Linked DNA regions of Homo sapiens: region 2 is linked to region 1. The links are chromatin loops, found by intact Hi-C in ENCODE. Cell type or tissue: right lobe of liver. All regions are shown on one strand. Links, peaks and the distances in the headings refer to the core of each region. The heading gives the core; the rest is flanking DNA. Region 1 overlaps IL6ST (interleukin 6 cytokine family signal transducer). Region 2 overlaps ANKRD55 (ankyrin repeat domain 55).

Evidence for each region. Peaks named below come from ENCODE experiments on the same cell type or tissue, not always from the same donor. Only the 100,000 strongest peaks of a DNase experiment are listed, where the experiment ranks them.
Region 2: it touches region 1 in a loop (2.3-fold over the local background); 7 of 110 quality-filtered maps call a loop at or near these places.

What each region holds. Positions count from the first base shown.
Region 1 is chr5:55,973,484-55,981,770 of GRCh38, forward strand. IL6ST (interleukin 6 cytokine family signal transducer) reads right to left here. Exons shown (of 17, transcript NM_002184.4): 3 at 2,732-2,810. The coding sequence starts at 2,795. Among named protein-coding and RNA genes, the nearest start is that of IL6ST, 17 kb to the right of the region's middle. In right lobe of liver, for the core only: a CTCF peak has its summit at 4,848; a DNase peak (open chromatin) is centred at 4,723; H3K27ac peaks cover 2,060 bases.
Region 2 is chr5:56,186,323-56,194,665 of GRCh38, forward strand. All of the region lies in intron 2 of ANKRD55 (ankyrin repeat domain 55), which reads right to left. It also overlaps the pseudogene C1GALT1P2. Among named protein-coding and RNA genes, the nearest start is that of ANKRD55, 43 kb to the right of the region's middle. In right lobe of liver, for the core only: no CTCF peak of the experiment used is centred there; a DNase peak (open chromatin) is centred at 4,389.

The sequences.
Region 1 (8,287 bases), core at 1-8,000:
AAGAAAGCCAGGGCCATAAAAAGAGGCCACGTATGGTGTTTTGGACAATGGCCCCAGCAAAGCCCTCAGCCTGCAGATACCATTAACAACAGACATATAAGCGAAGGAGTCTGAAGATGACTCCAGCCCCCAGTCTGAATATTGCAGCTGAGGCCCCAGACATTGTACAGCAAAGATGAATACGTCTGATTGTGCCTGCCTATCTATAGTCTTGTCCTATACAAATCATGAGAGGTATTATTATCATTTTAAGCCTTGAAGATTTGGAGTATTTGTGAGGCAGCAACAGGTAGCTAATGCAGTCCTGTTATTTTCAACATTTTAATCAACAACTTGGGAAAAGACAGACACACATGCTTATCAAATTAGCAGAGGACAGGACTACAAACAACTGCCAACACTTCGGATGAAAATGTTGGGATTTAAAATTATGCTGAAAGAGTAGAACACCAGGCTAAAACTGATAAAATGAAATTAGCAACAGAGGAAATATATCCTATTTAGGTAATAAGAAATATACATTGGGTGAGGGAGAACTAGTTTAAGAGTAACTCATGTAAAAACCACCTGAGAATTTTCACTGATCACTAGCTCAACATGAAACAAGGGTATATCTCAGCTACCACATAGTTACGTAACTTTATAAAAATGATGTTCAGATCAAAGTAAGTATGAGTGCCACTGTAGTCAGATTGGTTTTGGTATATTACGTTTATTTTTTTCATAAAGAAACTTTTATTCAAAGACAACAATAACCTTTATAATAAATATGCAGTAACTATCATTTTTATAATGCTTACTGTAGGCCAAACACTGTCCAAATATTTCCTCTATATTAACTTATTTTTGGTTGTTTTTTGAGATAGGGTCTCAGTCTGCCACCCTAGGCTGGAGTGCAGTGGCACAATCTCCACACACCGCAACCTTTGCCTCCCGGGTTCAAGTGACTCTCCCACCTCAGCCTCCCAAGTAGCTGAGACTTTCAGGCATGTGCTACCAAGCTCAGATTTTTTTTTTTGGAAACAGGGTTTCACTCTGTCACCCAGACTGGAGTGCAGTGGTGCAATCTTGGCTCACTGCAACCTCCGCCTCCCAGGCTCAAGCGATTCTCCTGCCTCAGCCTCCTGAGTAGTGGGGATTACAGGCGTGCGGCACTACCGCCTGGCTAATTTTTGTATTTTTAGTAGATACGGGGTTTTACCATGTTGGCCAGGCTAGTCTTGAACTCCTAACCTCAAATGATCCACCCATCTCGGCCTCCCAAAGTGCTTGGATTACTGGCATGAGCCACCATGCCTGGCCTCTATATTAACTTCTTTAATCCTCACTAATAACCCTAGGAGGTAGTGGCCTTTATTATCACCATTTCATAGATCAGGAAATTGAGGTACAGAAAATGACTGACCAAGGTCCTACAGCTAGTAAGGGGGACAGCTGGGATAGTATTATTCATACACACACACACACACACATACACACACACACACACACACACACACGTACACATAAATATTTTTACGAGACAGGGTCTTGCTCTGTTACCCAGGATAGAGTGCAATGGCGTGACCATGGCTCACTGTGACCTCGAGGTCCAGGGCTCATGATTCTCCTGGCTCAGCCTCCTGAGTAGTTGGGACTAGAGGCATGATATGGTTTGAATCTGTGTCCCCACCCAAATCTCATGTCGTATCATAATCCCCAGTGTTGGAGGTGGGGCCTGGTGGAGAGGTGATTAAATCATAGGGGTGGATTTCTCACTTGGTACTGCCTCGAGATGGTGGATGAGGAATGAGTTATTGTGAGCTCTGGTCATTTAAAAGTTTGTAGCACCTTCCCTTTCTCTCTCTCTTCCTCCTGTTCTCGCTATGTGAGATGCCTCACTCCCCCTTTGTCTTCTGCCATGACTGGAAACTTCCCAAAGCCTCCCCAGAAGCAGATGCCACCATGCTTCCGCACAGCCTACAGAACTGTGAATCAATTAAACCTTTTCTTTATAAATTACCCAGTCTCAGGTATTTCTTTATAGCAGTGTGAGAATGGACTAATACTTGGCTAATTAAAAAAAAAAATTGTAGAGATGGGGCCTTGCTTTGTTGCCCAGACTGAATTCCTGGACTCAAGTTATTTTCCTGCCTATGCCTCCCAAGGTTCTGGGATTACAGGTGTGAGCCACCATGTCCAGCCAGTATTCTATTTTAAATGTAATACAGGCAACTAAGAGAAGAATCAGTAGGGTAATCAGCATGCACAGGGTTAAAAACCAGATCCTATAGAATGATTAGATATCTGGGTAACTGTAATTTGGGGACAAGGACTTACAGACACAGGAAAGCAGCCCTTCAATACCTGAAGAGCATGTAGTATGAATGACGTAAAATTTAACAAGATTTAACAAATTTTCTCCTATTCATTTACTGAAGAAAAAAAAAAAAACCCACACACTTCTTTCCTTCCCCATTTTAAAGTTATTGTTAGTATTGATATACAGCATTTAAGATTACTGACTTAAATTACTGACTTAGCATGTAAGATGACTGTTACAACTCAAATTATACAAAAACAGATTATCAAGAATATTTTTATTAAAATCAATTTAAGATATTATTCTCTCGATTATCCTAGAAAGAATATATGAACATAATAATTAAACATAAGCTTAATTATATAATAATATAAAAATATATAAACCTAATTTGTGAAGTTAGAAGATAGGGTATTTCATGAACCTTACCTGTAGATTCAGTGGTGAGGAAAATAAACAAGGCTTGCACTAGCCAAGTCTGCAACGTCAACATCTTGCGCGGATATTTCTGCAACAGACACATGTAATATTACTTTTAATATTTTTTCTCTTATATACACATAATTTAAGACACAATCTTGTTTCCATGCTGTAGCTGTGTTTCTAAAAGGTGGTAAAATTCTTATGAGAATGTAGAAAACTTAAGTCTTCACATTATTTTTCTTTATTCCCACTGAAGTTATGGCTATGGAAAACACTGCTAGAAAACATAATTTATACTTTAAGGTTAATTAAAAGAGATATCTTGTTTCTTTCTTATGTGAAGTCTTATATTAGTAAATAACTGTGAGATTAAGAACTTCAGACTGACAAATTTCTACATGGCAAAACTCACCATAATATGTATCCTTAAAAGATACCTGACAAATGGAAAAAAATGTTTGTAATTCATAGCATGGCCAAAAATTTTCCCGATATATAAAGAATGCCTACAAATCACTAAAAAATTCTAACACCTAATAGAACAGGCAAACATATTTGAATAGTTTATAGAAAAGGAAATACAAGTAAATCAAGCATGTGAAAAGATACTTTCAACCTCACTCAAAATGAGAGATATAAATTAGAACTACTCAGATAGGAACGCAAAATGATACAGACACTCTGGTAAACAATTTGATAGTTCGTTACCAAGTTAAAAGCACACCATAAGACTTGGTATTTCCACTCCAAAGAGCGTACTCCCCAAAATAAAAACATATGCCCACAATAAGACTTATACTCAAATGTTCACAGCAGCTTCATTCATAAGTCCCAAACTGGAAACAATCCAAATGTCCACCAACTGCTGAATGTATAAACATACATTCAAACAATGGTAGAGACATATAATAGAATACTACTCAGCAAACAAAAAAAAAAGAGTATGAACTGGTGATACATGCAGTAGTATGAATGAATCTCAAAAGCATTACACTGAATAAACGAAGCCAGACACAACAGGTTATACATTGTATAACTCTATTTACAGGAAATTCTTTTTTTTTTTAAGAGATGGGGGTCTCACTATGTTGCCCAGGCTGTCTCAAACTCCTGGGCTCGAGCAATCCTCCTGCCTCAGCCTCCCAAAGCACTGGGATTACAGGCATGTGCCTCAGAAATTCTTGATACGGCAAAACTAAGGTGACAGAAAGCAGATCCAGGGTTGCCTAGGGCTGAGGTAGAGAAGGCACACGTAAAAGGGCATAAAGGAAATCTGGGGTGATAAAAATACTCTATGACTTGATTGTGGTGGTGACTATAAGACTCTATACATTTGGCAGGACGCGATGGCTCACGCCTGTAATCCCAGCACTTTGGGAGGCCGAGGTGGGCAGATCACTTGAGGTCAGGAGTTCGAGACGAGCCTGGCCAACATGGTGAAACCCCATCTCTATTAAAAATACAAAAAGTAGCTTGGCGTGGTGGCGGGTGTCTGTGATGCCAGCTACTCGGGAGGCTGAGGCAGGAGAACTGTTTGAACCCGTGAAACAGAGGTTGCAGTAAGCCCAGATCATGCCACTGGACTCCAGCATGGGCAACAGAGCGAGACCCCGACACACACAGACACACACACACACACACACGCCAGGTGTGGTGGTGTATGCCTGCAGTCCCAGCTACTCATGAGGCTTGAGGCAGGAGAGCTGTTTGAACCCGGAAGGCAGGGGCTGCAGTGAGCTGAGATGGCACCACTGCACTCCAGCCTGGGCAACAAAGCGAAATTCTATTTAAAAAAAAAAAAAGACTACATTTGTCAAAATTCACTGAATTCTGTGTCAACTGTTTCAAAGGCACTGAGATTTTACCTTACTTTCAAGCTAACAAGTCAGCCTACCACAGTGTCATGGATACTGGCAAAAGGCATGACATTTTTGCGTCAGAAGCAAAGGACTGTATTACTCATAACAGTAGTCAGAGTATCAGCATTTTCTTGCGCCAGCTGCTTGAGTCCCAACTGTCACAGGGCATTGTGAAGTCAGATGACACCTGAACAGGCTGCTTCACAGGAAAGAAAGACAGATCTTAAGTAACCCTAAACTTGAAAAATATGCAGGAAGCATGTCTGCCATTTACTCTAGAGGGAGACATTATCTGTATCTTTGAAGACTGTAAGTAAGCCTGTCCTTTGCTCCACGGCTCTGAGAGTCTACCTTCCAACATTCTTTAAAAGGTAAGTTGGCTGGGCATGGTGGCTCACGCCTATAATCCCAGCACTTTGGGAGGCTGAGGCGAGTGAATCATGAGGTCAGGAGTTCAAGACCAGCCTGACCAACATGGTGAAACCCTGTCCCTAATAAAAATACAAAAATTAGCCAGGCGTGGTGGCGGCCGCCTGTAATCCCAGCTACTCAGGAGGCTGAGGCAGAGAACTGCTTGAACCTGGGAGGCGGAGGCTGCAGTGAGCCGAGGTCACACCACTGCACTCCAGCCTAGGTGACAGAGCGAGACTCCGTCTCAAAACAAAGTTCAGAAAAAAGGCAGCCATCAGGGTTTTTGCTGATAAGAAACGCAGAAATGTTAGACTCATGGGTTTCCTATCAAGTTGTAACTAAAAAATGGTGAATTTTATTGTTTATAAATTAGACCTTAAAACAAACAAAATCTGCCCAGATAAGGTATAACCAAAAGAAACGAGTGCTTAATACCTCCAAAGACATCTACAAGAATGTTTACAGAAGTTTTATTCAAAATAGATGAAAAATAAAATCAACCAAATATCTATTAACACTAGGATAAATTATGGTATATTCAAGTAATTGAATCACAGCAATGAAAAATAACAACAGATACATGCATCATGGATGAATCTCATATATAATACAGAATGAAAGAAATCAGACAGGTTGGGTGCAGTGGCCCACACCTGTCATATCAGCACTTTGGGAGGCTGAGGGGGAAGAATTGCTTGAGGCCAGGAGTTAAGAGGCCAGCCTGCACAAAATAGTGAGACCCTGACTCTACAAAAAAATTTTAAAAGAGAAAAAAGGCAAGAAAGTACGCTCTGCATGATTTATTTTACAGAAGTTCAAAAAGAGGCAAAAGTCTACGGTGTTTGGTGACAGAGGTCAGAGCAGTTGTTTTTTGTGAGGAAGGGTATAAAAGGGGACATTCTGGGTGCTGAGCATGTTCTGTATCTTGATCTGGACAGTGATAAATTCACTGAGCTGTACACTTATGAGTTCTGTTTTGCAGTATGTAACAAAAGGTAAACAAACCAAAAATTATCCCAATACCATTCTTACATATTAGTGTTGGCAAAAATATAAAAACCCAAAAAGTATCAACAGGGTGTTGTGAGACTAAGCAACGAAAGTATCGTCACACACTACAGGTTATAGTGTAAATTGGCATAAGCTTCCCAATACATTGAACACTTTAAAAATGGTCAGTTTTGTTGTTTGTAAATTAGACCTCACTTAAAAACAAAGAAAAAAGCTCTACCCAAACAAGGCAGAGAGCCAGTTCGGCAATATCAATCAAAATTAAAACACACACATTTGATTCTAATGATTCTACTTTATTTTATCCTACAGATATGAATAAAACAACACATGTACAAAGTTATTCACTGCATTGTTTTTAACAGTAAAAGGCTGAAACAACCTGATTATGATGGGACACTAGTTAAATGATGGTATACCAAAACCATGTAAATGTAAATACTTGTAGCCATTTAAAAAAAATGAGGAAGCTCTATATGTACAGAAACATAAAGTTATCTAAAATACATTGTTACATTGTTAAGGTACAGAACAACGCATTTGCTATTATTTGTGGGCAAAACAATATACAAGAAAACAAAACACACATTCGTTTTTTTATATATGCACAGTATCTCTAGGAGGATAAAAGTTCAAATACTGGCTGTGACAGGGTATTTGAGAGATCAGGGTGGTAGGGAGACGCTCCACCATATACTCTGCAGCCTTGCAATGTTGACCATGTGAATCTTTAGTACTTATGCAAAAAATAAATTTAAATTAAAAAATACTTAATGTCAGCTAGGTGCAGTGGCTCACGCCTGTAATCCCAGCACTCAGGGAGGCCGAGGTGGGTGGATCATCTGAGGTCAGGAGTTCCAGACCAGCCTGGCCTACATGGTGAAACCCCGTCCATACTAAAAATACAAAAAGTAGCTGGGCGTGGTGGTGGGCACCTGTAATCCCAGCTACTTGGGAGGCTGAGGCAGGAGAATCACTTGAACCCGGGAGGCGGAGGTTGCAGTGAACGGAGATGGCGCCACTGCACTCCAGGCTGGGCGACAGAGTGAAACTCCGTCTCAAAAAATAAATAAAATAAATAAATACTTAAGGTTCAAACTATTGGGTACTATGCTCACCAACTGGGTGACAGTTCAATCGTACTCCAAACCTCAGCATCACACAATATACTCATGTAACCTGTACATGAACTCCCTGAACCTAAAATAAAAGCTAAAATTATTAAAGACAAAATACTTAATGTGTAATTTTTTTCTTCTAAATAAAACTATTAACTCTTCTTGATGAGAAATGGCTTCCTAGTTCTGCACTTGGAACACAATATTGTTTTATTAAATATACATACTAACTTGATTTTATGCACTCCCTAATCATGTAACAGCTTGCCAGCATGCCCAGCTAATTTTTTAAAAATTTTTCTGTAAAGATGGGGGTCTCACTATGTTGCACAGGCAGGTCCCAAACTCCTGGTCTGAAGCAATCCTCCTTCTTTGGCCACCCAAAGTGCTGGAATTACAGGTGTGAGCCACTGTGCCAAGCCAAATGTACTATATTCTTGCAACAAAGCTGCTCCAGAACAAGAGGTCCATGAAAGAATTTATGATTACTTCAAAGCAATTAGATTTGTTTGAGTAGTACCATGGAACACAAGCAAAGCGAACTAGGCAAAGGTAGATTCCACATTTCACATTTAGAAAGTAATCTTTCCTAATTTTTAAAAGATTGTAATGGAGAGGTGATGAAGAAACATCTATTATGGGACTTGATTTCATAGTCCAAATCTAAGAGATGAAGACACAGTAACACTATATAAAATATTATATGCAATACAGTTAACTTCACTTGGGGCTTGCTTAAAAATTGACAGAATTATGGCCGGGTGCGGTGGCTCATGCCTGTAATCCCAGCACTTTGGGAAGCCAAGGCAGGCGGATGACAAGGTCAGGAGTTCAAGACGAGCCTAACCAATATGATGAAGCCCCGTCTCTAATAAAAATACAAAAATTAGCCGGGCATGGTGGCGCACACCTATAGTCCCAGCTACTCAGGAGGCTGAGGTAGGAGAATCACTTGAACCTGGGAGGCGGAGGTTGCAGCGAGCCAAGATCGTGCCATTGCACTCCAGCCTGGGTGACAGAGCGAGACTCCATCTCAAAAAAATAAAAAAAAAAATTGACAGAATTGACAGTAGTTTGCTTATTTTTTCCCTCCTTTCCTTCTGTTGATACTAATATTTAATTTAAAATTATATTAATAGCACTATTACCTCACCTCTTGCAGA
Region 2 (8,343 bases), core at 275-8,274, 210 kb after region 1:
ACGCCCAGCTAATTTTTGTATTTTTTGTAGAGATGGGGTTTTGCCATGTTGCCCAGGCTGGTCTCTAATGATCCTCCCATGTTGGCTTCCCAAAGTGCTGTGATTTATAGGCGTAAGCCACTGTTCCTGGCCAGTTTCTTTGTCTTTAAAATGAAGGTAATAATGATGATAATTAGGATAACTACCTACCTCTCTTATAAGTTTGTTGTGAGGAAAAAAATGAATTAATATTTAATTCTGTGTGCTTTTAGAACAAGGCCTGGCATATAATAGTGTATATATTTGCTGTGACTACTGCTACTTAAAAAATTTTTTTTTGGTGCGTTTAGAAAGCATTAGAAATCTGGGACATGTAGAGAAAATAGTCTCTTGTTGATGATGATTAGACAAAAAGTCCATACATTGCACAGAACATTAGTCCCCATTAGGAACCTTCCTAGGACTCTAGACATTTTGTTAAGATTTCTCACAGTATATTTGGGCACAAGAAATAGGGCCCAGAAACAGGACAAAGATGGAGCTGGTATCTGGTTGTGTGACCACATCCAAAGATGCTGGTGGTATCACTTCAGGAGGAAGATCCTGGTGGTGGGCTGAGGAGCTCTGTGTTTAACAGCCTGTTCATATGTTATATAATGTGCCTATATAACAGACATAAATGTATTCACAATCCGTTCATCACTGAGTGCAATAAAATATGCAAGGCACATTCATCACACTGTGGACCACATACAGCTGAGAGAAACAATGAATGCATTGCCTGATAGAATTATGATCCCCAAAATATCTTGCCAGAAATCTAATTAGATAGTATTTAATAGAGCTAAAGGTAGAGTAACATATTGAAAGACAGGACCAGCTGGATGTCCTAGGCTGACTAAGAATCCCTAAGCCTAGCTGGGAAGGTGACTGCATCCACCTTTAAACACAGGGCTTGCAACTTAGCTCACACCCGACCAATCAGGTAGTAAAGAGAGCTCACTAAAACGCTCATTAGGCAAAAACAGGAGGTAAAGAAATAGCCAATCATCTATTGTCTGAGAGCACAGCGGGAGGGACAATGACCGGGATTTAAACCCAGGCATTCGAGCTGGCAACGGCTACCCTCTCTGGGTCACCTCCCTTTGTATGGGAGCTCTGTTTTCACTCTATTAAATCTTGCAACTGCACACTCTTCTGGTCCGTGTTTGTTACGGCTTGAGCTGAGCTTTCGCTCACTGTCCACCACTGCTGTTTGCTGCTGTCGCAGACCCGCCGCTGACTTCTATCCCTCTGGATCCAGCAGGGTGACCGCTGTGCTCCTGATCCAGCGAGGCACCCATTGCTGCTCCCAATCGGGCTAAAGGCTTGCCATTGTTCCTGCACGGCTAACTGCCTGGGTTCATCCTAATCGAGCTGAACGCTAGTCACTGGGTTCTAGGTTCTCTTCCGTGACCCACGGCTTCTAATAGAGCTATAACACTCACTGCATGGCCCAAGATTCCATTTCTTGGAATACGTGAGGCCAAGAACCCCAGGTCAGATAACACGAGGCTGGCTACCATCTTGGAAGCCCCCCGCCACCATCTTCGGAGCTCTAAGAACAAGGACCCCCGGTAACAATATCTTGGTCCACAAAATATCCAGTTGAACTGATTGAAGGGTGGTTAAGTATGTAGTTTTTGCACTCAACTTCCCCTCTCCCTGTTGATAAGGTAAACCTGATTATTCTCTAGGGACTACTTCCTCTCCTCTTCTAGCCCACAGGCTGATTCAGTGGAATTGGCTATATCCCTGGTCAGGGGCAGAACATGTGGCTTAGAACTAAGCCACTCAGCACTAGCATTATCCTGGCCATGGAGATGGATTCAGGGATGTGACCCAATTAGAGCCCACGAAAAGCAATGATACGTTTGATATGTTGACTGGGGTTGTCGAGAACAATACTGTTGCTTTATTCTACCACCCATGAACCTGGAAGCCACCTGGTGACATCTTTCTCTTACCAGAGAAAGGTGGAGATATTTTCTCTGCCCTGCCCCCGCAACCCCGCCACCCCCCTACAACCAAAAAAAAAGAAAAAGAAAAAAGAAATCTTAGCCTAGGTCAATCTCCCGAAGCATTTCCCCAATGTTTTCTGGTAGTTTCATGTCTTACATTTAAATCTTTAATCCATTTTGATTTGACTTTTGTATATGGTGAGAGATAGGGGTCTAGTTTTATTCTTCTGCATATAGATATCCAGTCTTCCAGCACCTTTTATTGACGAGACTGTCCTTTCCCAAATGTATGTCTTGGTGCCTTTGTTAAAAATGAGTTGACTGTAAATGTGTGAACTTGTTTCTGGAATCTCAATTCTGTTCCATTGGTCTACGTGGCTGTTTTTATGCCAGTATCATGCTATTTTGGTTACTATAGCCTTGTAGTATAATTTGAAGTCAAGTAATGTGATGCCTCCAGCTTAAGTCAATTTACATAGATTTTGTGTATTCGTTTGGATTTTCTTTTTAATCACTGAAAAAGTTCTGACTGATAAAACGTTTTAAAAAAGAACTTGGAGTTTTAGCTGGAAAATTAGCTCTATAGAAATAAACAGCGTTGTAATAAATTAGTAGGAAGTCTGGCTGAATTACCAAATCTAGTAGCCATATTGAGGGCAGTGATAGGCCTTTTCCATTCTTAACTGGTCAGTGTCATATTGAGGTCTATGGTCTCAATTAAACAGGGGTATAGTGGCTGGAGAACATTCAGAGGTGAGTGACTGGAGGTATGAATGGACTTTAATCATGTCACGTGAAGAATGGTTGAAGGAGATAAATGTGTCTACTCTGAAGATTATTCCAGGGGTCATGATAGTAGCCTTCAGATAGTTAAAGAGTTTTTTTAATTAAAAAAATTGTGCAGGAGGCTGAGGCAGGAGAATGGTGTGAATCCGGGAGGCGGAGCTTGCAGTGAGCCAACATCGCGCCACTGCACTCCAGCCTGGGCAACAGAGCGAGACTCTGTCTCAAAAAAAAAAAAAAAAAATGTGGTAAAAGATACATAAAATTTAAAATTTTAACCATTTAAGTGTACTTACAGTTCAATTGCATTATGTCCATTCACACTGTTGTGTAACCATCACTAAAACTCATCTTTTCATCTTCCAAATCTCTGTACTCATTAAACTGTAACTTCCCATTCTTTCCCATCCCCAGTCCCTGGAAACCACCATTCTGCTTTCTGTCTATGAATTTGACTACTAAAGGCACCTCATGTATGTGGAATCAATAACCGTTGTCCTTTCGTGACTGGCTTATTTCACTTAGCATAATGTCCTCAAGGTTCATCCATGTTGTAGAATGTGTCAGAATTATCTCCCTTTTTAAGATTTAATAATATTTAATTGTATGTATGCATCACATTTTGTTTATTCATTACCTGTCAGTGGACACTTGCGTTGTTCCCATCTTTTGGCTATTGTGAATAATGCTGCTGTGAACATGGGTCTACAAATCTTTTTGCATTCCTGCTTTTAATTCTTTTGGGTATATACTCAGAAGTGGAATTGCTAGATCATGTGATAATTCCATTTTTAATTTTTGAAGGAACCACCATACTGTCTTCCAAACGGCTGCACCATTTTGTATTTCCACCAAAGTGCACAAGAGTTTCAATTTCCCCATATCCTTGCTAACACTTATTATTTGTTGTTTGGGTTTTAAAAAAAATAATAGCCATCCTAATGATGGTGAAGTGGTATTTCATTGTGGTTTTGATTTGCATTTCTCTAATATTAGTGACAGTGAGCATTTTTCCAAGTGCTTATTGGCTATAGGCATATCTTTCAAGAAATGTCTATTCAAATCCTTTGCCCATTTTTAATTGAGTTGTTTGGCTTTTTGTTGCTGGGTTGTAGGAGTTCTTTATATATTCTGAATATTAAACCTTTATCAGGTATATGATTTGCAAATATTTTCTCTCATTCTGTGGGTTGCCTTTTCATTCTGTTGATAGTGTCCTTTGATGACAAAGCTTTTAATTTTGATGTAGTCTAATTTGTTGATTTTTTCTTCTGTTGTCTGTGCATTTGATGTCATAGCCAAGAAATCATTGCCAAATCCAGTGTCATGAAGCTTTTCCCTAGGCTTTTTTCTATGAGTTTTACAGTTTTAGGTCTTATGTTTGGGTCTTTGATCCATTTTGAGTTAACTTTTATATATGGTGTAAAGTAAGGGTCCAAATACATTTTTTTCCACATGGCTATCCTGTTTTTCCAACATCATTCATTGAAAATACTATTGTCTTAGTCTGTTTCCTGCTGCTATAACACAATACTATAGACTGGGTAATTTATAAATAAACTTATTTGGCTCATGGTTCTTGAGGCCAGGAAGTCCAAGGGCATGATGCCAACATGTGGTGAGGATGATCTCATGGCAGAAGGGTGAAAGGCAGAAGCGAGCATCTGAGACAGAAGAGGAAATCAGGCCAAACTCATTGTTTCTATCAGGCACCCATGCCAGAAGATATCTAACTCACTCCTAATATAACAGTATTAATCAATTCATCAGAGCAGAGCCCTCGTGCTCCAATCACCTCTAAAAAGCCTACCTCTTAATACTGGTACAATGACAGTTAAATTTCAACACAACTTTCAGTGGGAACATTCAAGTCATAGCAACTATTCTTTCCCTATTGAATGGTCTTGGCACTCTTGTGGAAAATCAGTTGACCATAAATGTATGGGATTATTTCTGGACTTTCAGTTCTATTCTACTGATCTATATGTCTGTCTGTATGCCAGTACCACACTGTTTTCATTACTGTAGCTTTGTAGTAAGTTTTGAAATCAGGAAGTGTGAAACCTCCAACTGTTCTTTTTGAAGATTGTTTTGGCTATTTTGGGGTCTCCTGAAATTCAATATGTATATTAGGATGATTTTTCTATTTCTGTAGAAAACATCATTGGGATTTTGACAGAGATTATATTGAATCTGTAGATTGCTTTGTGTAGTACTGGCATCTTAATAATATTAAGTTTTCTAATTCATGGAACATAAAATGTCTTTCCATTTACTGGTGTTTTCTTTAATTTCTTTCAGCAATGCTTTGTAGTTTTCAGTGTACCAGTCTTTTACCTCCTTGGTTATTCCTAAGTATTTTATTCTTTCTCATACTATTGTAAATAGAGTTGTTTTTCGAAGGGCTTTTATGCAAACAATTTTATGGTTAAATTGCTGTGTGAGACTCCAGTAGTTAGAAATAGCAGTGGGTGAGAGTGACAGAGAGACAGGTATTCTAATTATTATTAGAGCTTATAAAAATGGACCGAGTCACCTCAAGAAGTAGTGAGCTTCCTGTCACTGAAGATGACCTCTCTTGGCTAGATGACCACCAAACCTGTTTAGAAGGAATTTAGACATAAAGTGAAGCACAGTGTAGGGGGAAAAGGAAGACGTGTGAAGCAGAATAGCATGTACTTCAGAATTCCTTCTGGCCCTGCGATGTACACTAAACCACAGCACAACAAGGAAATAGGAAATGAAGGAGCTTCCCTAGAAGTTATTTAGAAAGAGCCAATCTAAGTTGCGGTCAATGCAAATAATTGGGCACAAACTTAGAAACTGTACAGAGAATTTCTATAGAAATGAGGAAGCATGATGTAGAAATAACAAGTACAAAGAAAAGTATGACTGATGGTCCTAATGGAATCTAAAATGAGAGCAGGAAAGTTTTTTTCTACTGACAATCAGAAACCCACTTATTAAGATGTCTAAAAGATCTACATAAACAAACAATACCTCAGTCCTTCCTTGTCTCCTTCCTATTGCTCCTCTCTCTCTCTCTCTCTTTCTCATCTATTTGTCATCTATGTTTCTTTCCACACTGCTTACATGAGGAGCATGTTTTGAATGGTCTTGCCTCTCTCACTGCTTTAAACAGATAGACTTCTGTACGGGTGCATAAAGAGAGATTCCAGAATACACACAGGGTGAGAGACTCTGAGGGTAGAAAATGGAAGAAACATGAAGAAATAGGAAGAAAGAAGCATGTGAAGACACGCAGATTATATTTTATTTAAAACTCTGCCGCTGCTGCCGGAGACTGATCTGGGCGGCAGTTGGCGGCCTCGGCTAGCGGCCAGGAGCCACTTCTGCGGGTGCCCAGAGAAGCAAAAGTCGCCGGTCCCATGTCGTCGCCCTCTCTGCCCCCCAGGAGGGGCAAGAGGGAGCCACGGCCGATGACAGAAATACACTTTCCGAGATGGCCTCTAAATCCTGGCTGAATTTTTTAACCTTCCTCTATGGATCGGCAATAGGGTTTATTTTATTTTCTCAGCTACTTAGTATTTTGTTGGGAGAAGAGGGTGACACCCAGACTAATGTTCTTCATAATGATCCTCATGCGAGGCATTCAGATGATAATGGACAGAATCATCTAGGAGGACAAATGAACTTCAATGCAGATTCTAGCCAACGTAAAGATGAGAACACAGACATCGCTGAAAACCTCTATTAGCAAGTTAAAATTCTTTGCTGGGTTATGACAGGCTCTCAAAACCTACAGAAAAAGGCCAAACATGTCAAAGCTACATGGGCCCAGCGTTGTCTAAAAGTATTTTTTATGAGTTCAGAAGAAAATAAAGACTTCCGTGCTGTGGGATTGAAAACCAAAGCAGGCAGAGATGAGCTATACTGGAAAACAATTAAACCTTTTCAGTATGTTCATGAACATCATTTAGAAGATGCTGATTGGTTTTTGAAAGCAGATGATGACACATATTTCATACTAGATAATTTGAGATGGCTTCTTTCAAAATATGATTCTAAAGAACACATTTATTTTAGGAGAAGATTTAAGCCCTTTGTAAAACAGGGCTGTATGAGTGGAGGAGCAGGATATTTACTAAGCAAAGAAAGCCTTGAAAAGATTTCTTGATGCATTTAAAACAGACAAGTGTCACATAGTTCCTCCACTGAAGACTTAGCACTGGGGAGATGCATGGAAATTATAAATGTAGAAGCAGGAGATTCCAGAGATCCCACTGGAAAAGAAACTTTTCATCCCTTTGTTTCAGAACACCATTTAATAAAGGTTATCTACCTAGAACCTTTTGGTACTGGAATTACAACTATTATCCTCCTGTAGAGGGTCCTGGTTGCTGTTCCGATCTTGCAGTTTCTTTTCACTATGTTGATTTTACAACTGTGTATGTGTTAGAATACCTCGTTTATCATCTTCATCCATATGGTTATTTATACAGATATCAAGCTACCTTACCTGAAAATATACTAAAGGAAATTAGTCAAGCAAACAAAAATGAAGGCACAAAAGTGAAGTCAGGAAACCCTTGAAAGAAAATCATGAATGAACAAAGGTAAAATGTCTAGCATTGCCCTGAAGAAGGACTTCTGCATTTCTGACATAGAGCACTGGAATCCCAGTGAGGAATTCTAAGTGAACATTCCATATAGAAATCTTTCACTTGAATGACTATAAACTGAAGCTTTAAATGAGCTGTGAAGTCTGTTAAAATGTGTTTTGATACAGTCATATAAAAATATATCTATATATATAAGAAGAACTTGTGTTTTTAAAATGGTGGCCAAGTAGAGGAACTAGAAAAGAGATTTTGTTGTCTATTTTTGACCATCTGTATTATTGTCACTGAGAAACTAAAACAATTGAATTTGCTAAAACTACACTGCACCATATTAGTAATAAACAGATCTGCCTTAAAGAAAATTTTAGGGCTGGGTGCAGTGGCTCACTCCTGTAATCCCAGCACTTTGGGAGGCCAAAGCAGGTGGATCACGAGGTCAGGAGATTGAGACCACCCTGGCCAACATGGTGAAACCTCATCTCCACTAAAAATACAAAAATTAGCTGGGCGTGGTGGCGCGCACCTGTAGTCCCAGCTACTTGGCAGGCTGAGGCAGGAGAACTGCTTGAACTGGGGAGGCGGAGCTTGCAGTGAGCCGAGATCGCACCATTGCACTCCAGCCTGGGTGACAGAGTGAGACTCCATCTCAAAAAAAAAAAAAAAAAGAAAATTTTATAAAGAAATATTGTTGCTCAGTGTTGTTAATACAGCTCAAGAGTTGAGTTTATATTTGCAGGATGATATAAATGATCCAACCCCCCCAACACATATAGTTTTTGTCTAATGGAAATTTTGCTGTGATTATTTATAATTGGCAGTATTTCTTCCAGAAGAAGCTAAAATAAGACTGGCACTTATCCTGAAGTTCCTTAATAAAACCGCACTTTAAAATTATCATGGGCCTTGACTATATTATATATTTGATTCTAATTAGTAATCCTTTACTGAATCTCTGTTGTCTCTTTTCTAAATATGTTTAGCCACCCTTGAATACCATT